Linked DNA regions of Mus musculus: region 1 is linked to region 2. The links are chromatin loops, found by intact Hi-C in ENCODE. Cell type or tissue: left cerebral cortex. All regions are shown on one strand. Each heading gives the region's core, and the rest is flanking DNA. Links, peaks and the distances in the headings are about the cores only.

What was found. Peaks named below come from ENCODE experiments on the same cell type or tissue, not always from the same donor. Only the 100,000 strongest peaks of a DNase experiment are listed, where the experiment ranks them.
Region 1: it touches region 2 in a loop (2.1-fold over the local background); 7 of 42 quality-filtered maps call a loop at or near these places.

What each region holds. Positions count from the first base shown.
Region 1 is chr3:101,563,742-101,579,106 of GRCm38, reverse strand. It overlaps Atp1a1 (ATPase, Na+/K+ transporting, alpha 1 polypeptide), which reads left to right. Exons shown (of 23, transcript NM_144900.2): 21 at 12-113; 22 at 2,097-2,188; 23 at 2,523-2,888. The coding sequence ends at 2,551. Among named protein-coding and RNA genes, the nearest start is that of Atp1a1, 33 kb to the left of the region's middle. In left cerebral cortex, for the core only: a CTCF peak has its summit at 6,936; DNase peaks (open chromatin) are centred at 7,273, 7,504, 7,997, 8,145 and 2 more places.
Region 2 is chr3:101,499,431-101,514,795 of GRCm38, reverse strand. It overlaps Gm40109 (a long non-coding RNA gene), which reads left to right and starts at 6,950. Exons shown (of 2, transcript XR_867517.1): 1 at 6,950-7,459; 2 at 12,137-12,869. It overlaps Gm33162 (a long non-coding RNA gene), which reads left to right. Exons shown (of 5, transcript XR_867519.3): 5 at 2,709-3,241. In left cerebral cortex, for the core only: CTCF peaks have their summits at 5,716 (motif pointing left) and 8,442 (motif pointing left); DNase peaks (open chromatin) are centred at 7,256 and 8,423.

The DNA of each region.
Region 1 (15,365 bases), core at 3,635-11,634, 65 kb before region 2:
TTGAATTTTAGGAACAAGATCTTGATATTTGGCCTCTTTGAAGAGACAGCCCTTGCTGCTTTCTTATCCTACTGCCCCGGGATGGGGGCAGCCCTTAGGATGTATCCCCTCAAGTAAGTTGAGCCTCTTACATTCCAGAAGATGTGGACATAGTTTGTGTGGCTTTTTCCCTTGTGCCGTGTGCCTGGCTTCTGAGTGCTGTATGTACTGGTTCCTCGGCACTAGAAGATAGGGAAGCCAGACCTGCCAGTAAACCAGACCGGCAAATCTAGACCTGCCAGGCCAGGGATTTGACTAAAGGTGAGACTGACAGGCTCTGCTTCCTTGAAATTGCTCAACAGCAGACTGTTGAGCCCTCAGGTCCTCTGCTGTAAAGTCCAGCTGTCCTTAGAGCCACCTAGAGCTAGTCTAGGTCTTGGAGGCCCAGGCTCAAGTCCTGTTTGCTTCTCCTAGTCACATTATCACTTCTCCATCTTTTGGGAGACTCCAAAGGAGTTTGGAGAGGACTCACGGTTCCTTTGACCTCACAGTCCGTTGTGAGTGGAGCTGCGTAGTTTAGAAACTAAATTCCCAAGCTGTTCTGTGTTGAGAAGCAGCCCAGCCTTAAACATGGCGAATGACTTTGCGCTTTTGTTAGGTCTTGGTTTTTATATGCAGTGCTCACCATCCAGTCTGGCAGGCAGTGGAAACTTCCACGTACAATTGCTGCTGTCCAGTAACTGGTTGAGGCTGAGCAGTTACAACTCGATTAAACATGTGGAGTTGCAGAACAGGACACTCTTCCAACATCAGATCCTTTGAGAGCGTCAGTCTCTTGAATTCCACCTGGCCCTGTCATTGCTCAGACTCATCTGGACCATCTCTCTTCCTGGCCTCTTGCCAACACTTCCATACACTGATCTCATCTTAGAATTAAAACACTTTGGCCTCATCAAGTGCAGAGTCTATGGTGCAAGGTGGGGCAGGCCTCCAGGATGTGTCTCACAGCCTGTCCAAGGCCATAGTAGGTCAGTTCACTGTTGCCCTCTCTCTTTCCCTACATCTCTGGTAAGGATGGTCCCACCCAACCCATCAATCCTGATAGTCCCTTTGGGCTGAAGTCATTGCAGCATCTCTGTTGGGGTTGCTATTTCTGCTCTTCTGATAATAATCTTTATGGCTTTTTTTGGTCACTGTGAGAGGTTCCATAGTACCCTGCATAGATTAAAAGATGGAAGAAGTGTCCAAGTTGGGTTATATTGGCCAGAGCCCTGTTGAATGAGAGAGGGACAGAGAGGTCACAGGCTGCCACACAGCCTCTGACAAATCCCAACAAGGAAGAGCAGAGCCTCAGGACATTGCCATTTTCTGGGCACCTTGACGCTTTTGTGACCTGACTTGTCAGCTTCTCTCCATTTGGTCAGGGCTTCTGTTCCTGGCTGAGGCACTGAGGTCATCTTCCCACTGCTGTTCATGGCACATAGGAAGGGCGGAGACTACAGAGCTGGCAGGGCATCCTTCCTCCTTTGTTTATCCAGGAGCCCGTAGTCAAGGAAACCTGGTGCCTGTGGGAGGCCACCCGGAGCCTGTGTCTCTGCTGGGGACCATGTGGCAGCCTCTCCAGGCTCCCTCTCTGAAGACCTTTGTCATCTGTCAGGGCTCAGCTGGTCCTCCCTGACTCCATGGTCAGAGACCAAGATCAGGGTCTGAATAAACTGGCTTTGGCCCAGACTGGCAGTGCTTTGTCTGCAAATGCGAAGGCAGGAGAAAAATGCACTTGGGGACTTAAGCACTTTAGGAAAGGAAGAAGGAAAATGTTCAAGGCGCTCTCAGATTGTCAACAGAAAATGCAACCTGATTCCTAGGGAAGCGCAAGGTGGACGGGTTTCCTGCATGAAATGTAGGCTGGCCTCTGGCTCTGGGGCTAGCAATAGAGCTTCTACTGGGTTTTCTTGCCGGGGGGAGGTGGTTGGTTGGTTGTTTTTAATTCTGTGAATGAATCCATGTGGTCAGCTACCTGATGGTTTCCGGGACGGACACTTTGGAGATGTACGCATTCTCTGTCTCCCATTGAATGGTTCCATGTGTGTCTGACTTAGTGCTGATTTCATTTGCAGACCTACATGGTGGTTCTGTGCCTTCCCCTACTCCCTTCTCATCTTTGTGTATGACGAGGTGCGGAAGCTCATTATCAGGCGGCGCCCTGGCGGTAAGTGGGACAGGCAGGGCTGGACTTCCTCCCGTCAGGTCACAGGTACGCGGCCACGGACACAACTGTGCTAAGGTAGAAACACACCGTGGTTTTTAAGACCTTAAAAAGTGCAAGGCAAATGTAGAGAAAGCCTTAACATAAACCTAATAATAATAATATTCTTAGAGAGAGCTAATTAGCTACATCTGAGGTCTCAGATACACATATGCATACATGCGAGCGTGTATACACACACACACACACACACACACGATTATCCTTAGCGAGTCCCTGTCCTGGTTTTTCCCAAAAGAGGACTCACTACCTATGGCTCTCTCTCTCTCTCTCTCAGGCTGGGTGGAGAAGGAAACCTACTACTAGCCCACTGCCCTGCACGCCGTGGAACATTGTGCCACACACTGCACCCACCCCTACCCCCTCTTTGTGTACTTCAAGTCTTGGAGCTCGGAACTCTACCCTGGTAGGAAAGCACCAAAGCATGTGGGGATGCAGACGTCCTGGAATGAAGCATGTAGCTGTAACGGGGGGCGGGGCGGGGGGGAGGGCTGCCTGAGAAACACCGTGTACGGGGACGACAGCGGGCAAGGTTTATACGTGCCTTTTTGTTTTTGTAAAAAAGGAAAACCTGGAAAGACTGAAAGATTACGTTTTATATCTGGATTTTTACAAATAAAGATGGCTATTATAACGGAATTTGCTTTTGAGTCCTTGTCGTTTCTTGTGGCAGAGGTTGAATGTGACAAGCTGTGCGGTGTTTCCAGGTGGATCCCAGGCCGTCAGCTCTGAAGCATCTCCTGGGCCTTGTTAGGAAAGGCAGCCCAGCCCTGACAAGGCTGTCAGCTGCGTTAATAAGCTCCCCAGGTGACTGACACCCACATCTGAGAGCCAGGGGCCAAGAGGAAACTGTTCCCATTCTTCTGGTCCACGAGCTCCCCTGACCCACTTTCCTGGACAGTGCCCTGGTTCCCGCAGCCACCGCCCCACCTGTTCCTTGGCTCTGGGCTTCTTTGAAGAACCCTTCACCTAGGTGAATTCCTGACCTCAGCCAAGGCCTATGCAAATCTCAGTCCCTCAGGCCTTCCTTCCTGCTTGCTCTCCAAATCCAGCCCACTCCAAGTGCCTCAGAGCCCGTTTGTCTAAATGGGAAAGTCTACGTGGCTGTCAGACATGTGTGGTCTGGTACTCCGTCCATAAATCCTTCCCTAAGTTAGTGCCACCAGCAGCAGTTCCAGGAAGTGGTTACAGGCCAGGAGGCCTTGAAAAGATGAAAGGTTCCATGTGCTTCCAGGTCTCGGTGGAGGAGCATGCACTGCAATCAGGGGCCTTCAGTGCTAGGAAGGGCTGTTAACCATGGCTCTCATTGCCTCTCCTGAGGGAAGTATAACGAGCTGTGGTCACCTCTGGTGCCAAATAGTGACCTTCATCCACCAGATGATCTGTGTGTGTGTCTGAGAAGTCTAGCCCATCAATCCTGTTCCTCTGTTGCTCTGACGTGGGTGAGGGGAGCAAATGTCACATGCCCCCTTAATAGCCATCGTTCATCTCCTGCCTTGGGCTCTTTACTGATCAATGCATGCAAACAAGTCATCTTCTACAAGAAGTGTCTCAAAGCAACATCGAAACTGGGAGGAAAGAAGAGCCCCTGGGATTAGAAGGCTCCCACCAAGGCTGAGGAGACTCTAGGGTATCCTCTTGGGGAGACGTCCCAGTGAACTTAGACCACCACAAGCCTGTTTGTCCCAACCATGACACTTTGTTCATTTTCTGTCACTCCTGCGTGTTATCCAGTGACAACACACTATGATGAAGGTCAGGGGTGTTTACAGACAAGGAATTGACTCAGCCTGATACCTTAGGCCCTCCCTGGAAGGACAGCTTGCTGCCAGTCAGAGCCCCTCCACTGTTCTAATCTGGGAAGCACCTCAGAGAGAGGAGGGCTTCTGAGGCTCCACCCCCTTGTCCACCAGGACATTTCTGCCCTTTTCTGTTTAGTGATTGTTCATCATTGGATAAGGGGTAGGTAGTCAAATACTGAATGTAGAAAAAGAAGCTAAGTAGCCAGAGGTTCAGGGCAAGCTATTGCCAAAACCAAGTCTCCTAGTGGCTGGGGCTTCCCACCCTGGTGACTAGGCTCTAACTCCTCCCTACACTAAAGCTGCATGAGCCTATGAGGAATCTCTCTGACCCCTCATAGTAACAGTGCCTAAGATGAGGTCAGTGACCAGCCAACTGTCTGTGCCCTACAGATGCGCATCTGAGCCTGCCCTGACCGCCCTCTTGAGTGCTCCCCAAGGCTTTGGCCTGTACACTGCTTGCTTTACTGGTCCTTGCAGCATTTGAAAGTGAGTCTTGTTGGCCCTGTACATCCTGAGTTCCCACCCCTCCCTGTGGCCATCTCACACTTTCTCTGGGCCATAAATGAGGGCCCCAAGAGAACCATGACTTCTTTCCTTGCTCACTTCCCAATTGGAACACTTATTCCTCCATTCCCCGCCCCCCTCCCTCTTGACAGCAGCCCCCTGAAACCATGTATCTGAAATCAATTGAGCAGACTATCCAGCCATGGTCACTCCTTAGTCCTTCCTGGCCTCAGCAGCACACACGCCACCTGCCATACCACTTCCAGAACACCTCCTGTCCTGCAGCCATCTCGGCTCACTCAAGCCCCTCATTTCTCACGGCTCCTTGCTCCTTGGTCCTCACAAGAATAGCTTCCTGTCCTTCTTTCCCCTGGCTCTGTATTCCTGCTGGGGTCATCTCCACCTTTAATCTGATCGTTCCTCCCTAAATCCACTTGCATCTTGGACATCTTCACGTATTCGGAAATTAGGCGCTTTACCTAAGAGGCAAACCTATTTAAGTACCTGCAAAATGAACAAAATCTGGGCTGTGATGCATCCATCTCCTGTTGCCCAAGCCAAAAACTTGGAACTATAGAGACCTCTAACCATGCTGTGACAATCACCAGGATGTGGGCGCCGACAAGGCAGCCGTGAGCACGGACAAGGCGGCTGAGGTCAGAGGCTTGGTGTTTTCTGATAGCCCAGATTCAAGCACAGCTATTTAGTAATTGAATGACTTCTAACTCATTTTTATATCTATATGTGTGAGTGTGTGTATATGTGTGTATATACTATATAATTATACTATATATCGTAATTATATATATTACATAATTACATATATATATACACATAATTACAGTATATACTATAGAAAATTGCACAATGCCTATGCAGCTATAATTTTTAAGTGTATGCTCATTGGTACCACTGCTTCCCAGGGGGAAGAGCTTAGCCTATCTGATCTGTGCCCAGGTTGCCACCAGCCTGTGACTTAGGGTCCCTCTATCTCAACACTGAAGTTTGAAATCAGAGAGTTGAAGAACAAGCAGGTGTCTAGAACTAGATACAGAGTTAGAGTGGGGGACCATGTCAAAGTCATGAAGAAGTCAAGCTCCTCTAAGAAGTACAGAGGCATCAGTAAGGGCACTGGACCCCGGGCTGACCTGGGTTCCGAAGCATTGTCGTTGATCTGGGTATCTCAGGATCTTATAAGAGTCCCTCTCTCCCCAGTGAGGATGGGATGGCCTGTCAGATCGCTGACTTGTGCCTCATACACAGTTCCCAATGTGTTATGTAGTCACCTTCCACTGTGAACCCTGCTCAGCTCAGTGCCTCACAAAGGACGAGTCATACAGCGGCCAGAACTCCACTCAAAGAGAAGGGCAGAGACCTTACTCAGAGTGCCATGTAGCTCAGAAGGGAAAACAAAGGGCAAATCCGGGAGAGGGCTCACACTTTCCCCCAAACCACTCTGAGTCCCCTGAGGGGTACACACAGCATGCTGTGATGTTCACAGGGGCAGGGCCTCCTGTTGGACACACACACCCTATGGGAAAGGTTCCCTCCCCTGTGCATCTGGAGGTGGGGGCATCTCTGGGTAGGCATCGAGGTATTGGCTCCTCAGCTTTCCGTCTAGGCAATTCACGGGCTCTACAAGCCTCTCTCCCTGACAGGCCATTACACACTCCTCACAAGGTTGCTGCAAAGATCAAATAACCTGCAGAGAGGGCTTGGCAAGTGCCTGGGCCTTCCTAAGAGTTAGATAAAAGTTCCCCCAGCCCCGTTTCACTGAATATAAAACTAGGGAAAGTTTGCTGTTTCTACTTAGTGGAACTCAATACCTACCAATCACATTTATCACAAGCCGGGCAATGGTCTAAGCAAAACAAACAACAACGTGAAGTTCAGAGCTGTGAGGTGACGTGCCCAGTGCCTTGCCACTGACAAGTGACAGAAGGTGACACATCCACCTCCCAACCCATACCCAGGACACTCGGGCATGGCACGTGGGATGCTAATGCTTTGTCTCTAGCATATGAGATGCTTGGAAAGTTTTGACCATGTGGTAGAGAGCCAGGGCTGAAGCCAAGGACCAGAGAAGGGCAGTGCTTTTATGAGGGACAAAGAACAGGGGAGGTTGGAGCTGGCATTAAGACCGGAGCACAGCAAGTTTCTTGGAAACTGAGCACAGCCTGTTGAACAGTTATTCACATGAATTTGCCCCCAGGGCCTGAGTAACCAGGCTGCAACTTGTGTAACCGGGAAGCGTGAAGGCAGGCAGTTATGATCGGAGCAGCTCGGCCTGCCTCTCCCATTGGACCCCAGGGCAGTCAGTCTGGGACAGGCTTTCCCAGAGAAGGTGGCAGATCTGGTTCCTCCTACAGGTTGCAGAGGATAGCTTCTGGGCTTCAGCATTGCAAACTGGTCCCTAGAAGTCAATTTTTGTTCTGTCCTTGCCGAGGCTTGTGATGGTGGGTTTTTGTTTTGTTTTGTTGTTTTTTTAAACACTGTGGATTTCAGACCAGCTTTTCTGAAAGACAGAGGTCCCTTCCTCCTCCCTCTGGCCTGTCCCCTCTGCTCTCCCTTCCCTTCTCTTTCTACACTGGGGCTCTGACTCAGTGCAGTTAATCTGTGTGTAGGAAAGCAGAAATGTCTAAAGAGCCTGCTCAGTATGCGAGGAATCCTTTTATAGTATGAATAATGGCTCCATTAAAAACCTACGGCAAGGTTTAAAACTTTTCCTGGCGTGACAGACAGGAAGGGCATGGGTGCCACCCTGTTGCCCTGGGAACACACACACCCCCACTTACTATAGTAAGAGGCTTCTCTGGGGTGTCTCCCCCACCAGAGCAGACAGCGAAAGCCTCGAAGCCAGCTCTTCACCCCGTGTGTGTGTGTGTGTGTGTGTGTGTGTGTGTGTGTGTGCATGTATGTGTGTGTGTGTGCATCCCCAGGCCATCTGCTTCCATTCCAGAGCACTGGCACCCACAAAGGAGGGAAGCCAACACCCACTGAGCAGCTAATCCTGCCTGCAGCAGGCCGTGGTATTTTGGCCCGTGGTGGTTTATTGTGTCAAATCCCATGGAACTGATGCAAGTGGACCTCCACAGTGAGAAACTCAAGTCTGGAAAGGCTAGTGACTTGAGTAGATGGAAAGTATTGAGTGCTGTCTATAAAACATGTTTTTGACATAGGCTCCGTGGGCATGGATGTAAAAACATCTCAAATCACCATTGGTCATTTTACCCCAGCACGCTCACCCTACATCTGAACTCTCCTACACTCTAACATAGCACCAGTACTTGTAGGTTCTTCCAGCTGAAGATCTGCCCAAGGTGTGCTTGTTCCCAGACAGCAGTGAGGCTGGCAACCAGACAGTCGCTTGCTTAGTAAGTCTCATCCCTGTTCTTCTGTAGCAGCCGGCTGAATCACACTTCCCAACCTCCTGGAGGTTCAGTCAAGGGACTCTTGGAGGCAATGGGATGTGAGCTAGCCTAACACATGCATCTCTCCTCTGCTCAACCACAAGCCCTTAGTGCAGATTTGAATTAAAACGAGCCCCATAGGCTCAGAGGGAGTGAGTGGCATTACTAGGAGGTGTGGCCTTGATGGTGTGGGTGTGGCTTTGTTGAAGGAAGTGTGTCACTGGGGGGAGGGGGCAGACTTTGAGGTTTCAAATGCTCAAGTCACGCCCAGTGGCTGACTCTTCCTGCTGCCTGCCAATTCAGATATAGAACTCTCAGCTACCTCTCCAGCTTGTCTGCTTGCCTACCTGCCTGCCTGCCTGCCTGCCTGCCTGCCTGCCACCATGCTCATCACCATAACAATAATGTGTAGCCACCAGCAGCCAAGAGAACTGGGTTCCTGAAAGGAAAGCTGGGGGTGGTTGGGAAGGATGGACAAGAAAAAAATGAGACCGAGACAAAGTTTCTGATCAAAGCCAGATGCTTAATTCTTAAAGCCGAATATAAAGGGGGGAACCACCCCCCATCCACCACCACCCTCACCACCTCCACCACCCCCACTCCCCCCACCACCCCCACACACACAAGTTGCCCAGATCTTGACAGGAAAACAAGCACAGCTGCTCAGCAGGTAGTGGTTTCTTGCAGGAAGCTGCAGACAAGGCAGGACAATAGACTCCACCCTAGGTGGGCTAGTCCAACTGTGCAAAACAAGGTCTGATTTAGCCCGCTTAAGGGCACAATAATGGACTAAGCCTGTGGACTACAGCCCCAACTAAGTGCCTTTCTTTATAAGAGTTGCTATGGTCATGGTGTCTTTTCACAGCAATAGAAACCCTGCCTAAGACGCCCTTTCACACAAAACAAGTCTCCCTCTGTCTTGAGAGGATCATCTCATATTTCCACGTAACTGTACAAAACATATTATTGTGGCTCATGGTTTCAGGGTTCCAGTTCCCAATTGACTCCATTGCTCTGGGCCAGAGGTCAAGGTGTGTTCTTATCACACAGAGGGAACTGCTTAGTATCAAACCAGCCTTCCTCAGCTGACAAGATACAGATTGAGCTAGATGCAGGGCAACATATACCCCCTGAAAATATATCCTCTGTCACCTATTTCTTCAATTAGGTCCCATGTCTGGAAGTTTTCACCGCCTCTCCAGAACACCACCATATTCCAAATCCATTGGCAGATTAGTTGACTGATGAAGGCAGAGTCCTCGGGTCTGGATCTTAGTGACTGGATCCATCAGCTATGGACCTCATCTTCAACCCCTGTACCTTTAGAATGATGCTTACGTCACAAAACCCAATAGCTGAGTGGTGGGGTAAACAGCGGTGCTCTTTAGCACAGGTTCCTCTTTGACTGTACCCTGAAACCACACAGAGAAATTTAGCCTTGAAAAGTGGAAGCCAGGCATCATACTATTAACACTCCCAAGCCGGGCGGTGGTGGCACACGCCTTTAAAATCCCAGCACTTGGGAGGCAGAGGCAGTCGGATTTCTGAGTTCAAGGCCAGACTGGTCTACAAAGTGAGTTCCAGGACAGCCAGGGCTACACAGAGAAACCCTGTCTCGAAAAAACAAGAAAACAAACAAACTAACTATTAACACTCCCAGGGGACTGCAGCTAATGTAAAGCTAATGTTAAGAGCCTTTGCCTCAAGGCAATGCTCTCAAAACTGTATCTAATCTTCCAGTATCAGCACCAGCTGTGGATTTGCTAGAAAATGTACATTCTTAGCTATGTGTGATGGTGAACACCTGCAATTCCAGAACTTAGGCAGCTGAGGCAGGAGAATTGCATATTTAAAGCTCTCTATCATGAGCTATATAGGAAGTTCAAGATGCAGCCTGTGCTACATCCTGAGACCTTGGCAAGGAAGGGAAGGTGGAAGAGACAGGAAAGGAGAGGGGAGAGTAATGGGAGGGGGGAGGAGGGAGGGAGGCAGGGAGGGAAACTTCCTCTAAGCTCTCCAAGTGAGTCCAGCACTCCTGGAAGTCTGCAAGCCAGCAAACTTCACCTTGGTAACGCAAAACTGGCAAAGGTTGGAATAATTACACGATGGAAATTGTCAAATACCATGGACTGGGCAAAATGGGCTTTCCCCCAGAGCAGCTGTAAAATACCCCCTAGCACACGGATAGGACTGAGCACCAGAAAGTGAAAACGCAGTAGGGTGGCTGCAGCAAGCTATCAAATAAATGCCATGACATGAGACTGCCCAGCCCAGCACTCAGGAACCACTCGACAGCATCCTGTGTGTGCCAAGTCCTGGTACTCAGAGCCTCTGGAAGCTAGGAGACTGGCACTCGGGGAAGCAGAGTGGATGAAATTTCAGATGCATAGTCCATGTACAGAATGGTGTAAGGGGAGCTGTAGAGATGACTCAGCCACTCAGAATACTTGTGGCCCTTACAGAGGACCCAGGTTCAGTTCCCAGCACACATAGGGTAGTTCTTAACCACCTGTAACTCTGGTTCCAGATCTGATGCCTTCTTCTAACCTCTGAGGCACCTGGCATGCACACTATGTGCTATGGCACATGTGCATGAACACCCACTCATAAATAAATAAATAAATAAATAAATAATATATATTTTTAAAATTAGACTTTTTTCAGGGCATGGTAGCACACGCCTTTAATCCTAGCACTTGGAAGACAGACAAAGCCATATCTTTATGACTTTGAGTTCAGATGATTGGTCTACATAATGAGTTTCGGGACAGCCACTTTGTATCCCCTGCCCTACTCCCTATCAAACACATGACCTCTCCTCCTATAATTATTATTATTACATATGTATGCATATGAAATATGGGGATGTGTACGTGAACAACATGCTGGATCTGTTTATTGTTGCCTGTGTCTATCTTCATATGTCCTTAGGCCTGGTCACTTATGGTGAAGCCCATCTCTGGAGAATACTGATTCTCCCTCTTCACAGCCATTGGTACCCATAGCTTGTCACATGGATTAAAGTGGAAATTTCTAGTTTCTTTGGAATCAAATGATGGTTTGTTGGGCCACACAGGAGAAAGGATGTTTTGCTATAGTGGACACATGAAAGGACCTGTGATAAAGGAGTATAAATAGGACCCCACAGACAATGGGAGATGAGCACTGAGCATTCATTTGGTTTGGTCTGCCTCAATATTATTCACTAATAATGACACAAATGTGTTGGTTCACCTTATATAGCATTGTTGAGATCCACTTGTGATAATGTCACCATTGAGAGAAACTCTCCCAAGAACTGCTTGTAGGGTCCCTGCAGCAGCTTGCTGCTTCTGCAGCCTCACCTCAGGCCAGTTGTCAGCCTTTCAGTTTTTTCCGGATTGAACACAGCTGTTGGTTCATGTGTGGTGTCTGCCTGCCTAGAGGACTGCTCTGTAGCTACTGAGTCATATTTGGTGTTTCTATGGGTCTGAACTGCTGAGAAAGAAGATCAAGTTCACCCCCAAAGAACTATTGCTAAACAGGTCTACTTCCCCCGTATCCTAATAACTTTTCTTTTCCACCACCTCTGCTGGGTGGTGGGCAAAAGGAAAGGTTGAACATTTATTAAAAGTAGGTTGCAAAAGACTTGTGCCTACAGTGAATCTTGTGAAAATTTCCCATTCCCATTTCCTTATCAACAGGACTTGGCATTTTGCAGTCTAGCAAACAGTGTATGTGACTATATTGTAAATGAAGAAGGTAAGAAATAATGGGAGAGAAAATAGCAAGCCAGCTTTGAATAAACCAACATGCTTACTAAGTTGGGTATGATTGTGTGGTAATACACTACCCAGAATTTTAACACATGGCAATCTAAGCTACCTTAAAGCATAATTAACTACCTGAGTTCTATTTAAATATTTCTCCCAAAAGAGGGATAGGGTCTGCTGGTCTTGTTTAAATCTATACCACTGGGACTTTTGCCAATTATTCATCAAGTGGTTTAGAAGGCAGGGTATTATTTTACCATGAAAATGGCTCCATTAAGATCCTGTCTTAACAATGTAACTGTGTATGAAATGGGTATAATCATTTGTTTCATTTCATTACTGTGTGTGCTAACTGTGGATACTATATTTTACACTACTGTCATTTCTCAAATCCAGTGGTACCTAATGTGATATCCTTCATGGAAGAATTAGTCGCATTGATCATAACACACTCAGTAAATAAAGATTAATATTCAATAAATGTTGGTAGTGTCTTTGTCATGCTACAGCTAAAGTTCTATTTTCAATAGGCAAAAAAATTAAACAAACAAGCAAAACATAAGAACAAACAAACAAACAAGAAAGAATGGCTTGAGGAGGTGTTTTCAGTCTTGGCCTTTCTACAATTTGAGGAAAAATCTTTGTGGAGGATTCTCCTCTTGTATCCCATGCCATGTTTACCAGAGAGAGAGAGAGAGAGAGAGAGAGAGAGAGAGAGAGAGAGAGAGATGGGGGAGGAGGGAGTTTCACTCTGGCTCACCATTTCAGAGGTTCCATTCCTCCTGAAGCTGGCTCCATGTAGCAAGGCAGTGTTTGTGATGGGAGAGCATAAGAGAACAAAACTGTTCCACCCTTGGCCTCATGGCCACCAAGTCATAGAAAGAGCAGCATGCTCTGCTATGGGGCCTCATCTTCCTTCCTCTTTTATTCCACCTGGGTTCTCAGCCTAGAGGATGATGCCACCCACATTTAGAGCAGTACCCCCAACCCCCACTGGTAACATCCTCACAGACACCCAAAGATGTCTTATTAACAATCTTCTACCCATGTCTCAAGACAGTCAAGTTAAGGTTGACCAGCACATAGCCTCATCTACATTGTGACTGTGAAAATTATCTCTAAACATCACTAGATGTGTTAACATCACCAGATGTGTGCTAGCATCACCAGATGTCTGTTAGAGAACAAAATCACCCTTAACTGAGAACCAGTGATTAAGAAGAGTTTAGAAGCTGCAGGTGCTCGAGTATACCTGTGATGGAAGCACTTGAGACACAGAGGTAGAGGCATCTGGAGTTCAAGGTCATCCTTGAAGGTTGGAGGCCAACCTGGGCTACATGTCTCAAAATGGAAAAGAAATTGGTGGGGAGATTGAAGGGAAGAGACCTTTATTGAACCTCAGCCAATCAGCCCCTTAACAGTTTAGGGAAGCTGTTTGGGTTGGACCATTAATCACTTGGAGACTGTCTTAGTTAGGGTTTTATTGCTGTGAACAGATACCATGACCAAGGTAACTCTTTTTTTTTTTTTTTTTTTAGATTTATTTATTTATTTATTATATGTAAGTACACTGTAGCTGTCTTCAGACGCACCAGAAGAGAGCATCAGATCTCATTACGGGTGGTTGTGAGCCACCATGTGGTTGCTGGGATTTGAACTTCGGACCTTCAGAAGAGCAGTCGGGTGCTCTTACCCACTGAGCCATCTCACCAGCCCCAAGGTAACTCTTAGAAGGACAACATTCAATTGGGCTGGCTTACAGGTTCAGAGATTTCAGTCCATTATCATCAAGGTAGGAGCATGGCAGCAACCAGGCAGGCATGGTGCAGGAGGAGCTGAGAGTTCTACATCTTCATCTGAAGGCTGCTAGTAGAAGACTGGTTTCCAGGCAGCTAGGGTGAGGGTCTTAAGCCTACACCCACAGTGACACACATACTCTAACAAGGCCACATCTCCAAATAGTGCCACTCCCTGGGCCAAGCATATACAAACCATCACAGAGACCACCTGCAGCTATTTGCACTACACTCATCCTTTTCGTTCTCAATGTCTCTGATCATGGCCTCCCTTCTCAGCCACACAACACCCAGAACGTACATCATCAAGCACACTGCTTGGCTTGGGAGTATCCAGGGCTTCTCAACTCCAGTGGCTTCCATCCCTCCCGAAAGACAATAAGGTGCAGTGACTGAGAATACTGGCTCTATGAACTCACTGGATCCTAGCTCTACTTCCATTTGATAGTGTGACTTTAAGATATTTGGCCTCCCTGGGCCTCCGTTCTCTTGTTGGTCAAATGGAGAAAGCACTTCTTCTCCCTGCTTTAGAGCACTATAAGGCGACACAGATAACAAGTGACCAGCATGGACTGTCTCTCACTAAACAGCTCTTACAGAGTACACTTATGTCATAGGCTGTGAACACAGAAGCACAAATCCTGCTACTCAGTATGCTGGGGAAGACAGAGCCACAATCATGCCTCAAGATGATGTGTGGTAATCGTGTGAAAGGCTGCCCCTAAAGGAAGAGCTGAACCGTGTCCTGGGACTGGAAGGAGGCTTCTTGAGAAAAAAAATGGTGGCTTCTGAGAAGCTCCTGCTGGTTGCCTGGTAAATGCACCTCTTCCCCTGGATGCATGCTAGACTGAAGTGGTGGTGGGGAGGGGGAGGGGGGCTTGAAGGAATGTGGGAAGGCCAAATCTTTCTCCAGTTCTTTTTGATATTTTTCTCTATCTTGCCAAACTCCCAGTCTTTTCTTATAACTTATTGGTAGTCTCCCCAACTCCCACAGGGAGAGCTGCTGAGTTTTGGTAGGGATCAAATCCAGGACTGCACACACGCTAAGCAAGCCCTCTAGTGCTGTGCTATGTGTCCTATCATAGCAGATAACCAATTTATCTTTTGATACTTATCTTTTTTAAAAAATGTGTACCTGGGCTGGAGAGATGGCTCAGTGGTTAAAAGCATTGGTTGTTCTTCTAGAGGTTCTGAGTTCAATTCCCAGCAACCATGTGCTGGCTCACAACCATCTCTAATGGGGTCCAATTACAGATATGTGTCTGATGACAGCTACGGTGTACTCACATACATAAAATAAATAAATCTTTTTGAAAAATATATATGTATGTAACACGTGCTTGTGCCTGTATGAAGTTATGTGCATCACATGTGTGTAGATACTCATGGAGGCCAGAAGAGGGCATCAGTGCTCCTGTACTTACAGGCACAAGTGATTTGTTCTTTCTCTCTCTCTCTCTCTCTCTCTCTCTCTCTCTCTCTCTCTCTCTCTCTCTCCCTCCCTCTCTCTCTTTCTCTCTCTCTCCCTCCCTCTCTCTCTCTCTCTTTAAAAAGATTTCTTTATTTTTGTTTTATGTGCATGAGTGTTTTGCCTGAATGTATGTCTGTGATCCACTTGTGTGCAGAGTCACTGAGGCCAAAAGAGGACTTTGAATCCTCTGGAACTGAAGTTACAGATGGTTGAACTGCTCTGTGGGGTCTGGGAGCCCAGCTGGGTCCTCTGTAAGCTCAGTACACACTCTTAACCACTGATCCGTCTCTCTGGCTCCCTTGATGGCTGTTTTGTTTTGTTTTGTTTTGTTTTGTTTTGTTTAATTTCAATGTATTTTTTGCAATATGAACATCTTTCTGTGTTT
Region 2 (15,365 bases), core at 4,645-12,644:
TTCTACCTCATGACAGGACCAAAGCCATGAGGCATGAATGAAACTTGGGATGCCATGAATCAAGCTTTCTTCACTATGAGCCATTCTCTCAAGCGTTCTGCTTTCTTATGGAGCCTCCTGAAGAGACGCACACTGCTCTAGGACTGAAACTGGAGCAGCTGAAATCTCTCTCAGGTAGGAAAGAAGGGCATGGTTAGGAGTGCTTTTCCAGAGAAGACAGTAGAAGGATGGACAGACCCAGGGAGGCAATAAAGTAGCCCAGGCTGGAAGGTAGTAATGGAAAGATTCACTTGATAATGAAACAACCCTTCCTCGTGCCGTTACTGTAGTGGGTGGCATGGTGGAAGTCCCAGATCAGGGTGACACCTTTGACCAGGCCATTTGCTTCCACCTAAGTCAGTTTGTCCCAAGGATTCCCTGTGTTTGAAAATAACTGCCCAGATTAATTTCTCTATCAGTTCCAGAGGCCAGAGATGTGAAGACAGGCTTTGTCCACGTGCAGGGCAGAAGGTAGAGCTGGGAAGCTTGACCCCAGCTCAGCAGTCAGCCTCCAGAGTCTGGCCCCAGGCCAGGCCTAACCACACCCCAGCATCTCACCAGGAGAATTTAGACAGACCCTCTCTAGCGCTTTCTCCCATGTGACTAAAAACCTTATCATCCTTAAAGTTGTAAAATCACCAAACTTTGACCTTATTAAAGTCACATTGCTCTGGTCTTGGCAACCCTAACGGGATTTTACAGGTTGGCCTCTACTAGAGTCCTTGACCAGCCCAAGGTCTGGCAGGGTCCATGACGGATGACCTCTGCCTTCAGGGATGGCAGCCCACCCACATTCTCAGCCTCCCATGCCCATCCAGTACCAGGGTCACCGTGGCCTTCCATAAAGGCCTTCTGTTTTGTTACTCATGGAAACGGAGACAGTTCCAGGATCCTGGGCTCTGGGGAGGCACATGAGTATCCTCCCGGCAGTAGCAGCTGACGGTATTTTCTTCTGGATTAATGAAGCACAGTGGAGCATTCAGCGGCTTTGTAATGATTAATATGTCAACTCGGTTTCACGGGAGACGCAAGCAGGAAAGTGAAATTTGAACTGAGGAGGAGGACCAGCAGAGCCAAGGAAAGAACAAAGGGAGAAGCAGCAGCAGTGGGGGCGGGGTGGGGGTACCATGTCACCAGGCTGAGCCCCAAGCTGAGAAAAGGGACCGAGGTCTTCTGCTGCTGTAGAGAAGATTCTGGAACAGCGCTTAATCTTCCACATACTCGGGTGTGAAAGATGTGGACCCCACGGGGATTGAGTTTTCCCCTCTCCCAAGGGGGCAGAAATCGCACAATAGTTTTGCTTTAAGTGTTGAGGTGCAGAGCCCCTAGCTCTCCAAAACCAAAGACAAAGCTGCTCCCAGCTGGTGATTCTTAGGCCATGTCACCCCTGTCAGTAACCCCTCTTTAACACTTTCTAGCGAAGTTGGGAAGGTGGCAATGGCATCCTCTGCTGAGCCCTGTGGGACCCAGTCCTTAGGCTGTAGAGGAGGAGGTCCCCTCAGCCACTCCAGGATATTCATGTGCCATACAAGGCACTCTGCATGCAGTATGTGAAGGTACAATAGAGCCACAAGACATGGGTGTACTGAGAGACTGGTGACAAACTGCCATTAGGAAAGACACTAGTGATGGAAACAAATCTTTGAAACCAAACCAAGCCTTTCCTGCTAAATATTACTCTCCAGCTATGATACATGTTCTGTGCAACCAACAAATGGGTCTGTGTGACTCCCACCATCTACTGAAATTCAAGGGTCCTAGATTTCATCTTCTCCTTACTCTAAGCCTCTAGTCATGGGCCAGAACTCCACGAGCTCACTTGTGGACATATGCTTCTCTAATCAGAATGAAAAATTCAAGTTCCACATGCCCTTAAATGACCTGTCATGGGAAATTGCACAAAGATTATTAACATGCCCTAGTTTGTGTGATGTGCAGAGGAAAGGATTGGCCAATTCCTGAAATTTCTTTTTTTTTTTAAATAATTTTTAATTATTTATTTAATATACATAAATACACTGGAGCTGTCTTCAAACACACAGAAGAGGGTGATAGATCCCATCACAGATGGTTGTGAGCCACCATGTGGTTGCTGGGAATCGAACTCAGGACCTCTGGAAGAGCAGCCAGTGCTCTTAACCTCTGAGCCATCTTTCCAGCCCCCTGAAATTTATTTCTGATTATAATTTTTTAACATTTCATTTTGAAACAATTTCAAGTACACAAAAGATTGCAAAAGATTTACAAGAATCACAATATCTAAAGAGTAAAAATAAAATGAACATCAATAGATGAATGAGATGATGAATAGAGAACATGGCAGATTCACAATGGGATATGGCTCAGGTTTCAGTGTGCTGACATGTTCTGACACATGCCACAACATAAAGACATTAACATAAGCAAAAAAACGTCAGCCACGAGGTTCCTAGAAGAGGCCAGATCAAAAAGAGAGAAAACTGTTAGGAGTTAGACAGAGAAACAGGATTTAATGATTATGAACTTTCAATATGGAGGGATTAAAAGGTTCTGGAGATGGTTCATCATAGTCTTTATTTTAAAATAATCTGGAGATATTATTGCCACCCACCCATGTCAGTTGGCTTCCCTTTACTGTAACAAAATGCCCAAGACAATCATAAGAAGAGAAGGTTGGTTTTGTTCCACAGCTGTGAGGAGCCAAGGATACCCTAAGTAATGTGTATCATGGACACAGGCTCAGCGATGCCAAGGACACTCCGCCTCAGACCAGGCTAGTCTTCCTCTGGTTCAAGTGTGAGTGCATACAACCCATTGACCAGTGTGTGAAAACTAGGAGCAGCAGTTTCCTCCTCCAGATGACTGCAGCCTCAGACTGGTCCCCCCCTCCCCCCGGAAAGACCTCCGACCAGGCCAGCTGACCTCTCTTCCTGTGCTGTACATAAATAAAAAATAAAAATAAAAGTAAGGCTCTGCGTTCTTGGGCCTGGTTAGTATGCTCCATCAGATCGAACATGGCCCATCTGATCCCAGCTTTTCTGTATGTGTGTCTGTTCGTCCTTTATTTCCTCACCACCCCCTCAGGTTTCCAAGACCAAGCTAGGCTGGGCACAGTGCAGGGCATCAGAGCTTCCTTCAAGAGACCAGTCCACTTCGTCCCATGGCTTTGGAACTGTGGAGAGATAGAACATGAGGAGCGTGTATGGCAAGAGGCTGCACAGGAGGCTGGAGAGGTGGCTCAGTGGTTAGGAACACTGGCTGCTCTTCTGGAGAACCTGAGTTCTGTCCCCAACATTCATGTGGTGACCCACAACCCTCTGTAACTCCAGTTCCAGGGGCTCCACTACTCTCTGGCCTCTACTAGCATCAGGCAAAAACACATGTACACATAAAAATAAATAAATAAAATAAGGAAAAAACCTATTCACCTCATAGTAACCAGGAAACAGAGAAATAGGAGAGGGCCAGGGTCCCAGAATCCCTTCTGATGACACACCTCAGTAACCTAACTTCCTTACATTAAGCTCCACCCCCCCAAAGGTTTTTCCAAGTCCCAGTAGTGTCACAGGCTTGGGACCAAGCCTTCATCACATAGGCCTTTAGGGGAATGTTCAAGAGTCAATTGATGGTGCTATGCATGTAGAACTGACTAAAAAGGCAAGTTTTATATTCTGTGTATTTAGCATAGACATGCAAAAGTACAGAGAAGTCCCTGTACATCTTTCACCCAACCCCTCAAATAAATACAAATACAAATACAAATACAAAACTATAGCGTGCTATGCAAATCAGGAAAAGATGTTGCTGTAGTCCACAGCTCACTCTGACCTAGCCAGTCTTACACGTACACACTCCGTGTACACATCACATTCCTCTCTATGAATGCTCGGTTGTCTGAGACTTTATCACCTGTTTAGCAGTGGGTGACCACACTCAAGATCCACAGCTGTTGGGACCATCACAGCGCCAGCTGCCCATAGCCACACCCAGCCCCTCTCTACAATCCCTAATTGCTAAGAGGATTCTCATTCTTTATCTCCAGATGAATTTGAGCATTTTAAAAATATAACAGAACAAGGCCATAAAGTATGTGGCTTTTTGAGACTGGCTTTCCTTGTTCAACAGAATTGCCAAGTTGCTGAATATAATAAGTATATGTCAATATTTTGTCTTTTTTTATTGTTAAATTGTATTCGATGAGATGGATGCAAATTTTTAATTAGATTATTATGTCCAAAATTAGCTTCAAAATTTAATTTTCTGCCCACATTAATGCCACTGGTAAAGAAACTTGATTCCACATGGCCACTGCAGGAGTGACTGTCCCAGAGAGTCACCGGCGCGTCCTGACTCCCACCCACACAACCTTTGCCTGTGCCTCTGGTTGTTTCCCTGAAGAAAAGAGTGCCAAGGGGCAAGCAGTCCTCACTGTAGACTTTCACCTGTGAGGATCCCACGGACAGGCAGCGCAATAGGATGGGAACCTGTTTAGGCAACGGTTTCTACTATCCTGAAACCCCACGTCACCCCCAGTACTCAGTGTAGAGCAACTGCCTGGCATGCACAGTACAGGCCTGGGGATCAGTCCCCAGCATTTGTGTTTGGAACAAGACACTTTCTAATTCTCAGAACTGGGTTTATATATTTCCACCACACATTACAGTACGAGTCTCATTGTGCTGGGACTTAGCTGTGTCCCTTTCTGTGCCCAGCACCCAGTGAACTCTGTTGCAGGGGGTGGTGGTATTGAAGCAGGCAGGACAGAAGGGGGCAGGGCTTAGAAAGATGAGTAAATCCAGGCAGCAAGACTTCCTATCAATTAAAAGCCTGTTCCCTCCCTCATGGACAGCTGGAGCCTAGAGTCCTCCGGACAGGAGCAATGCAGCCTTTCCCTCCTGCTCCTCACTACCACCCTGCACAGCTCCCCCCGCAGACCCAGAGAACCCCATGTTCTGAGTAGTGTGGGGTTTCTGGTTTCTTACTGCAAAGCAGGTGGCAGGATAGGTGAAAAGGACAGGCTGGGTCAGGGCAGGGACAGAGGTGGAGAGAGGTAGCTCAGAGGACCCTCAGCCACCTAGAAATGCAACAGCAGAAGGAAGGCCCCATGGGCCATGGTGGTGCACGCCTGCCATCCCAGCATGAAAGGCGCTGAGACAACAGGATTGAAACTATGAAGTAAATAGCTAGATCCTGTCTATACAAGAGAGAGGAGGGAGGGAGGGAGGGAGGGCTACAGAGACAGAGATTGAACACTCCACATACCATAGTACACACCTGTAATCTCAGCTCTTGGGAAGCAGAAGTCGGAGGATCATGATAAGTTCCAGACCAGCCTAGGCTGTAGAGTAAAATTCTGTCTCAATAATAACAATAATAATAATAATTTAATTAAAATTACCCTCCCCCCAATCAGAGCAGGGGCTGGAGAGATGGCTCGTCAGTTAAGAAGTTGTGGTGATTGTCAGGAAGACCTGAGTTCCATTCCCAGCACTGGGGAGCTTACAACAACTTGTAACTCCAGCTCCAGGGGTCTGATAGCCTCTTCTGAACTCTGTGGGTACCTGCACTTACATGTGCACGTAGACAGACACATAAACACACAATTAAAAATAAACATTTTGGGGCTGGAGCGGTTAAGAGCACTGACTGCTCTTCCGAAGGTCCTGAGTTCAAATCCCAGCAACCACATGGTGGCTCTCTGCCATCTATAATGGGATCTGATGCCCTCTTCTGGTGTGTCTGAAGACTGTTACAGCGTACTTACATATAATAAATTAATTAATAAAATAAATAAACATTTTAAAATGGTAGAGCAGCAAGCATTGTGACACGTGCCTTTAATCCCAGAACTTGGGAGGCAGAGGTCGGCAGGTCTCTGAATTCAAGGCCAGCCAGGTCTACATAGTGAGTTCTAGAACAGGCAGGGGTGTATAGAGACCCTGTCTCAAACCAAACCAAACAAGAAAACTGCAGGGGTTCTTGGGACCTTTCCTTCCATCCTCCACCATACATTAGCTTCCCAGCTTGTGACTGGGCCATGGGCAGCTCGAGAAACTTGTGTTTCTAGTCAATAGATGGGGGCTCATAGGGTAGATGTATAGGTGGGTCCATAGGATATATACGGTGTTAGTACCAACGATGTCTCCATACCTATGTGGCACCTTCCAGGTGTCCTTCATGAAGCTTTGGTGGAGCAGCAGACAATATGGCAATGGAGCAAAAGACCTCTGGCACCAGTAAGGGCTGTCATTGTCCCATTGAGATTTTGAAGATTGCATCCTGGCCGAATTGTCAACCTAAAGTTTGGTGTATTTGGCAAGAAGTCCTTTCTACAGATCTAGCTTTTCTTCAACACATTTAATACCCCTTGGCCACTATCTTGTAGACAAAATATTCCATGCTTCTGTGTGTGTGTGTATGTGTGTGGGTATATGTATGTGGCACGGGTTGGGTGTGGGTGTGGATCCATGATGCAGGTATGTGTGGAGCCAGAGGCCAATGTTGGGTATTTTACTCTGATACTCTCCAACTTCTTTTGGGGGACAGGGTCTCTAACTAAACCCGAAGCTCACTGATTTGACAAGACTGTCACATGAGCTTCAGGGACCCTCCCGTTTTCACCTCCTCAGAGCTGGGTGGTTCCATGCCTGGCTGTTTATGTGGATGCTGGAGGATCTAACTCAGGTTCTCAGGCTTGCTAGGTGAGCACTGCCTGAGCCATGGTCCCAGGCCCCTGGGGCCTTTGTACTTCTTATTTTTTAAAAAAAATCACAGAGCTCTTAGTCTCCAAGGCAGGTTCCAGCAAACCCAGTGCTGGTCAGAAAACCAGAATCAGCAGGATGTTACCTGCAGAGTCAATTTTTATCCAGAACAGGGCTTTGCCTGTATTAACTCGTCTCCAGTGGAATGAAATACGAGCACTGCATACTTTGATGTGAAGAGGTTGGCTGTCCAGAAGGTTGAAGCCAGAAGCCCATGGAAAGTCTATTTCTAAATACTTATCAACTCTTTCCTGGTGGGTGACAGATCTGACAACCCACTTGGAATGTGTCACGACTGTCCCTGACTCGGCAGGACGTGACCCTCTTCTCATCTTTCAAAGTTTCAGGGGCACCATTTGGCAGTGGCTTCTCCAACCGCCCGCTACTCTCCAGCTAGGGAAGGGACCAGTGGGACTGAACAAACACTTGTGACGGGAGGGAGCCTGAGCTCCTAGGGACTGGCACAAGCCCAGGATGGCCACCAGTGTGAGTGCCAGGAAAAGCTAACTGAGATAAGGCCGGAGACTAGATAAGGACAGTCTGTACAGAACGTGAGCCCTGGCGCACCGCTGCCCTTCCTCCTGACACGCAGAGCAAAGAATCCTGTGCTTGGGTCTTGGTTTCAGAAAAGCTGCCTGCCTTCGTGCAACGTCACAGCTGTAGTTCGTCTCCAGGACAAGGTGGGCACTGAGAGGAAAAGGAAGTGGTGGACAGGGGGAGAGGGTACCAGAGTGACAGAAGCTGACATGTCACACCACACCAGGACTGAGTCCCCTCCTCCATTCCTCAGTGGCTGAGGAGGTTCCAACCTGCCTTGCCGTCCCCACCTCCCAATACCTTGCCTCTGTGAGTGGCTGCACTCTCCCCTGGAACAGAGAGTCCTCTGTGGTGAGCTAAATGGCCAATGGACTTTGTACAAGATCCAGGCTGCATATGTGGGATGGAGAGGGAGGTCAAGATAGGGAAGGGGGAATCATACTGTTCCAGGTTCCCTCTCCTGCGTTTGGACCCTGACCTCTGGGGACAAAAGGGGGGGGGGGAGGGGGCAAGTTTTGAAAATGGAATGACATCCAATCCTGTCTGTAGACTTGGGCCAGTCCTGACCTCGCCTAGACATTTCTCTTCCATGGCCATGCCTACAGCAAAAGCTACAATGTCCCTGTCAGGCAGATGCTATTCAAGGGCTGAAACACATACACACACACACACACACACACACAGAGTCCATTTGCCCAGTAGGGTTGAGCAGGAGAAAGAATTTTGCTTATTTAGTCCAGACGGTCCAGGGCAAACAAAACAACTGGGTACCCCAGCAGAAAATGAACCCCAGAGGATGAATGAGATGTGTCGATGACAGCAGGTGAGAAAGAGAACTGCCTTCCAGAAGCCTGGAGACCCGTGCTGCATTCAGCTCTCTTCTTGACCACACTGGGTGCCTGTGATGGTGTGTGTGTGTGTGTGTGTCCGCTATTTGCTTCAGTGACTCTCATTCTGTCAGGGTTCTGGGACCTGTCTTTCAGGCTCTGGGAGGTGAAGGTCAGCTAAGGACAGGCTGATTAGCTTGCCCTGTGGGGCCTTTCTCTTGGTGACACAGCCTCTGGCTCAGAACAAAGGCCCCTCATTAGGCGGAGATGCACATCTTTGACCACGAGAGTGCTGCCACCTGCTGTCCGCATGGTTGTGCTCCTTCCTGGAGTCCTGCACAGTCTGCCTTGCCCCTCCCCCCCATCCCATTACAATGGGACCCTTGAGAGGTACAAGGAAGAGCCCTGGAAGGCTGACAATCTGGGGCCAGAACACAGCTTGTCAAGGCCTTGGGGTCCCAGAATTCGGACCCAGACTGGCCCTCTTCTCGACTGTGAAGTCTCTGGGCCCGGATCCACCAGAGCCTGCTACACCACTGCCAATTATTACGTATAAAGGATTTTTACAGGTTGCGGTGTCAGCTTGAAATGGGTCTCAGCAGCAGTATTTACATGATGGAAACTGGCAAATGCCCCAAGTCAGAGCTTTCCCCAACTCCCAAACCACTCCAGCTCATTCGTCAAACACTGCAAGAAGCCCTGTCAACCTTCCAACAGGCTGAAGCCTGGGAGGCTGGGTGGTAGAAGGGCCTGCATGCACAAGGCCCTCAGCTGACCCCAGGACAAGATGGAAAATGGCACCCCTGTTGGCAGGGGTGATCTTAGACAACCGCCAAGTGTGGGACTCCTATCATAGGAAATGCAGAGATCCATCCTGATAGGAGAGCGGCAACATCCATCCTGATAAGAGGGAGCTCACAAGGAAGGAACTGCTCCAGGGTCCTTAAGAATCAACTCCTGTGGAGTTGAGGGCTGTGGAACAGGGGGAACTGGTGTGGGAAGCCGCCCCCACATTCGCCGTTACAAGATGGCGCTGACAGCTGTGTTCTAAGTGGTAAACAAATAATCTGCGCATGTGCCAAAGGTAGTTCTCCACCCCATGTGCTCTGCCTTCCCCGTGACTACAACTCGGCCATGGGCTGCAGCCAATCAGGGAGTGATACGTCCTAGGCGAAGGATAACTCTCCTTAAGAGGGAGGGGGTTTCGCTTTCGCTTTGGGGCTTTGGGGCTTGGGGCTTGCTTTCTTGCTCCTAAAGATGTAAACAATAGAGCTCTTGCTCTGCGCTCTGGCGCTCTGGCGCTCTGGCGCTCTGGCTCCTAAAGATGTAAGCAATGGGAGGCTTGCACTCTTGCTCCTGAAGATGTAAGCAATAAAGTTTTGCCGCAGAAGATTCTGGTTTGTTGTGTTCTTCCTGGCCGGTCGTGAGAACGCGTGTAAGAAACTGGAGTGACAATTCTCCCGCATACTAACTGCCACTGGGCAGATGGCCTCACCCTTCCAGCTCCCAGGTCCCCCACCTTGTGTGCTCGCAGCCAAGTGATGCATTGAAGGGCTAAGACATCATTACCAGGCCCGAAGCAAGCACTTAGAACCTGTTAGATGTTCTCACTCATTGACTGGAGCCTCAGAAGCTCTGTAAACAGAGCCTGCCAACTCCCTCCAAAAACCAGTGTCATGCCTGGTGTAGTGGCACATGCCTTTAATCCCAGCACTGCAGAGGCAGAAAGAACTCAGAGTTTGAGGTCAGACTGGTCTACATAGCAAGTTCCAGAACAGACAAGACTATGCTGCGAGACCCTGTCTCTAAACAATGACAAAAATAAAGATCAAGCCAGTTGCCACCTGTAAATGTTTGCCCTGGCCCCACACTTGGCTGTTCTTTCTGTAGCCATCATCCTCCATTCCCTCAGTCGGGACTTGGAACAAGGCATCCTTCAGGGCACAGGGATCACACGCTATGCCGCATCGTGAATTGAAAAACCATTAAGGAGCTAAACAGTACAAACCTCAGAGGCAACCCGAAAGATTTTCTGTATAGAGGCCATTAGTCACTTACAAGGTCCAGCTCACAAAAGGCAGTGCACACATCCAATTTCAACTTCAAGAACCAGTGTCCCTACTTTTGATTAGAGATGGGGAGCCTCACTGTGAAGTCCAAGCTGACCTTGAACTCACAGTGTTCCTACCTTGATTACAGGTGTGTACAATACCCAGCTTTGCCTTAGATTCTATTGCCCCCAGTTGGAAGAGCAATTACATCAGGTAGGACCAGATTGCCTAGGATCCAGGGAAACAGAGAGGAGTGTCCATCCAGGAGGATGAGCCAAGGGGACATAAAGGTCATGAGCTCTCCTACAAGAGAGGACGACTTTGTTGTGCACTGAAGAACTGGAGAACTGTCTATAGGCCACAGTGGCCTCGAGTCTGTAAATCTCCCGCCTCCAAGACTCTGCACTCACACCTCAGTGTTTGGATGAGTGACTGGAACTTTAGGGAGCTGAGACCTGTGGAAGATGATGTCTTGTGGACACAAACGTTTCTCTTCTGAGACAGTTTGGATGAGTGTCTGTCCCCATTTCTCTGTGCTTTGTTACAGAGACTTAAGACTGGATGAATTTGGTGCCAGAGAGAGAAGACTGAAGCATGAACAGCATCGACAGTTATTTCTCGCCCATGTCAATAAAGTCAGGAGCTCAACAGGGTGGACCAGACGTAGGAAAGCTTCCTTCACTGTGAACCAGCATTCTATGGCTCCCTCATTCCAGGCACGAAGTTTTACCTCATGGTTCAAGATAGCTATGGAGCTCCAGCCATCGGAGTCTGCCTTCTAGTCTATGGAAATACTCGTTTCTAGACATCAGGTCATGGCCATATGTAGCTATGTGTCTTCATGTAGGTATAAGAAATACAAGTAGGATGCATATGCCTGGCTAAGATTTAAGGGTTCTCTTAGAGAGTAAAGCAGACAGGAGGAGGTCAGTTCCTCTAAGCCAGCTCACAACTCCCTCAGGAACCTCTGCACAACAGTGTCCCACCCCAAAGCAGGATAAACCATTCACCAAGCCTAATGTGGGAAGGCTTCTAGGTCCCAACTGCAGCATCTTCCCTGCCTTGGGCTGACCACTCTGCTGCCCCTTCCTTCTAATTCTTGCCACCATCCATGATTGGCAAAATACTGTGGTAAACAACTTAATATTCAGAAGTTAACGTTCAGGTGTGAGCAGCTGACCTGTTGCTTTGCTCTGTGGTAAGGCTTGGTAGAGGAAAACTACTTACTTCAGAAGTGCCAGGAAGAAATGCACAGAGAACCAACCAGAGGAAGAGGGAGGGAGACAGAAGAAGGGTTGTGTGGGGAAGGTAGAGAACAAGAGAGGAAAATGAGAGGGGAGAGAGACTGGGGTAGAGGAGCCCAAGGGTTCATTGAGGGAAATGCTATACTTTACAAAGGCTCACCCCCAGAGACCCACTCCCTCCAAATGGGTCCCACCTCCCAACAGTCTATTTAGCTATGACTCATCAAGAGATTAATTAACTAATTGATAAGATTGTACCCGAAAGATCTGATTACTTCATGGTATTGCTACAAGCTAGGGATTAAGCCTCCAATCCATTATCCTGTTTTAAGGATTTATTGTGTGTGTGTGTGTGTGTGTGTGTGTGTTTATATGTGCGTGCCTACAAATACCCAGTAAGGCAAGAAAATGGCATGGGATACCCTGGAGCTGGGATTCAGGTGTCTGTGAGAGGCCTAATATTCGTGCTGAGAACTAAACTTAGGTCATCTGCGAGAGCAGTACTTGTTCTTAACAACTGAGACCACTGTCCTAATACACACACATGCCATTTTGAGTGGCCCTTTCATATCCAAATTAAATGGTCTCTCCACTGAACATGATGGCCCCTTAGCCTCATGGACTAGAGGCCTGGATTTTCTGTAGTGCTGTCCCCTGGATTTTTCCCACTTCACACATGATGTACATTACTCTCCCAGGACCCGGCTCCCATCACTATGCGGCTCTGGTGGAGACTGCCAGTTCATGCCCCCAAGTCCAAGGTCCTGGAATCCTGGAGACACTGACTCTGCCTCTGCCCAAGGTTCATAGCTCAGCTCAGCTCCACTTGAAGCTCGGCCAAAGGAACACTTGTTCTTACCAGTGGCTTTCACTGCATCTCTACTCTGTGCCTCTGCCCTGGGCTCGGCACATTCTCTTCCTTTGGCAAAAACTCCGAAGAAGTCTACCCACCTCACAAGGCTCAGCAGCAAAGCTTCCTCCTCCCGGAAGCTGCATTTTGTTTTTCTTGGGGCGGGATGGTAAGAACTTCTTTGTTCCCCACGAGGAGAAGGCAAGCTTCCCCAGAGCAGGCTGCACCGGCTTATCCGCAGCATCTGTAATAGCACTGTTAGCGCCAGCCTCCTCGGGGGCTCAGAGAACATCTGAAGAACAGAGTGCAGAGTGAAGCCAGGGCGCCATAGGAAAAAACCAGAAACAAATGTCAAACAGCCTTGAATTGTGCATGGCTCGTGGATGATCTGCTGGGTATGCTGGAACTCATAAAGTTGGCTAGGCTGTTTACAGCTTGTGGGAACAAGCATTTGAGCTCCTTTTGAATATACAAATGTAGGGTCTGCCAACAGGAGTCCCTCCTGGGCTTGTGTTTGGGGGAGATGGGAAGCTGAGAGGTATGGAGTTGGTACTGATAAAGATTGCTGTCTTCTCTCAGGACTTACTTTTTAAATCTTGTTTTCCTTTTTGAAAGAACCAGGTTGGGATTATAGCTCAGTTAATAACATACTCGACTTACATAAGTGTAGCCTTGGGTTCAATCTCCAGCAGCACGTACGCAAGGTGGCATGTGCCTGTAATCCTAGAACGTAGGAGATGGAGTCTGGAAGGTCAGAAATTTAATATCATGCTTGATTACTTACTGAGTGAGCCAAAGGCCAGCCTTGGGCTACACAAGATGCTGTCTTGAAACAGAGAGAAAAGAAGGAAGGAGGAAGGAAGGAAGGAAGGAAGGAAGGAAGGAAGGAAGGAAGGAAGGGAGGGAGGGAGGGAGGGAGGGAGGGAGGGAGGGAGGAAGGGAGGGAGGGAAGGAGAGAGGGAAGGGGAAGAAGGGAGGGGGTGGGAAAGCAGGAGATAGAAAGGAGAGGAGGAGGAAGAGGAAGAGGAGGAAGAAGAGGAAGAGGAGGAGGAGGAGGAGGAGGAGGAGGGGGAGGGGGAGGGGGAGGGGGAGGAGGAGGTCCCGATAGGTAGCCTGGCTCTGTCTCTCACATGCAAGGTTCACAGCTATGCAGTTATAGTTATGTCTCACCTTTACGTATTTCTCTCTAAGGCTTTGTGTTTGAGCAGCCAAGAAAATTAGAGCTCGGAATGGTGGAAATATTCCAATTCAGTGATGGAGACAAATCACTTTTCAGATGTGGACCCTCAGTCTCGGAGAAGGAAGATTGGACAAGGTCATATCCCAAGGTCACAGATAGAGGAGCATGGACTCACGAGTCCTGGTTACCAGCTGACCTCTTCTCCCCCTGCTACACAGCTATCCAGGAAGGCATCACCCCCACAGAGATCACATCTCGTCCTGGGAGCTAGATCATAACAGTCACACACAGACGTACATGCTGCAGAGCTCTGCTTTGTGTCTGTGGTAATAAATGGCATGTTTCCACACTAGAAGAAGGAAGACATGCAGTCAGACCACAGAGTTGAGCTTTTGCCCCGTCTGGTCACTCCTGCTTGCTCTCGGGAGGGAACCCAAGAGTGTTCCTGGTTACCCTTTGGGACCAAAGACTCTAACAGCTCCAGTCTCCCTCAGACTTGCAAGGGCTAGATTGGAAGGGAAGAGATAAGATCTTAGGGGTTCAAAGGCCCTTTGTGTGGAGGTCAGAGGCAGGATATTAGTTTATACCACTCATAGTAGGGTCCTACTCTCTTGAGTTGCAAGGTCAAGGCCTGGGGCGAAATGTCCATGGAAGGGAATAGGAAGCCAAGTCCGACTCTGTGTTCATTCCGGGCCACTTTCACCTCCCTCTGCTGAAGGTCATGACTACAGCTCGGTTCTCCAGTGACTCACTCCAGGAAAATGACATGTGACAAGAACCTGGCTGTCATGGGACCGCTTGCCAAGGGTGCCAGGACAGTGGTGGCATTGTTCAGGAGAGGCTCAGGAAATCAAACATCCGGAGACAGTATGCACCGTCAACTCTCCCACAGTCTGGGAGAGAACAGATTCCCCGTCCATTGACCAGTCTGTGTATTTACTTGTAAAGGGCACATGGATCCTTATCCCCTTAGGTCTCAAGTGTGACATTTCCAACGCACTAAGACAGGTAGGAGGGACCGTTACCTTTGGAGGTGTTTTGCCTGATGTCACTTGTGAGTCTATCCTCCCCACAGCCCTTGAGATAAGCATTTATCACCACATCTTATTTTGTAGCTGGGGAAATATAAATACCCAGAAGTGAAAGCGCTCGTCTGGCCACTGAACGTCTGGCCACTGAAGATGCCATCCTGCGTCCATGTTGACAGGCAAACACACGCCCAGTGTCAGGAAAGCTCTGCCCTTTCCTGCTGGTGACTGGCTTCCTCCTAGAGTGCTGGCCCTAGCCATTGCTGAATGCTTGCCCTTTTGAATCTGTCTCTCCCACACACATCTTCTCTTTGCCCTCTTTTGTTTATCTGCCCTTCAGGCTCTGCTTGAAGCCCACTTTTCTTAAACGAAGACTTGACCAGCCAGTCTCAAGAGAATTCCTGTTTCCCCACCTCCACCTCTATAACTCTCTCTGCTTACACTTCTGACTTACAGCCTTAGATAGTACACAATCCCTATAAACGTTCATGAACAAATGCAACTACTAGCCATACGCTGAAACACCCAAAGGAATGGAAAATGCTTTTTTTTTTGAGCCGTAGAATTCTTCCCATAATGGAAAATACCAAATTACCAAAATACCAGTGGTTGGCAAATGTATTCTGAGAGATTACTCGAGAGACCATAAGACGGCCACACGATTTTGTTAACAAGACCCAGAAGGCACAGGGACGGCTGGCTATCTCACCTTTAGCCATAGACCACAGTCCTCTCCCCAGTCCTTCCTGGGTAGTAAGGGATGTTGATACTGCCCTGCCCAGAACTGTCCCTTGCCCCTTGCCAGTTTTAGGGGGATGAAGCAGGGGTCAACCAAGTACTCCAGGCCTTGAGCAGGCTTCTCTCCCTTC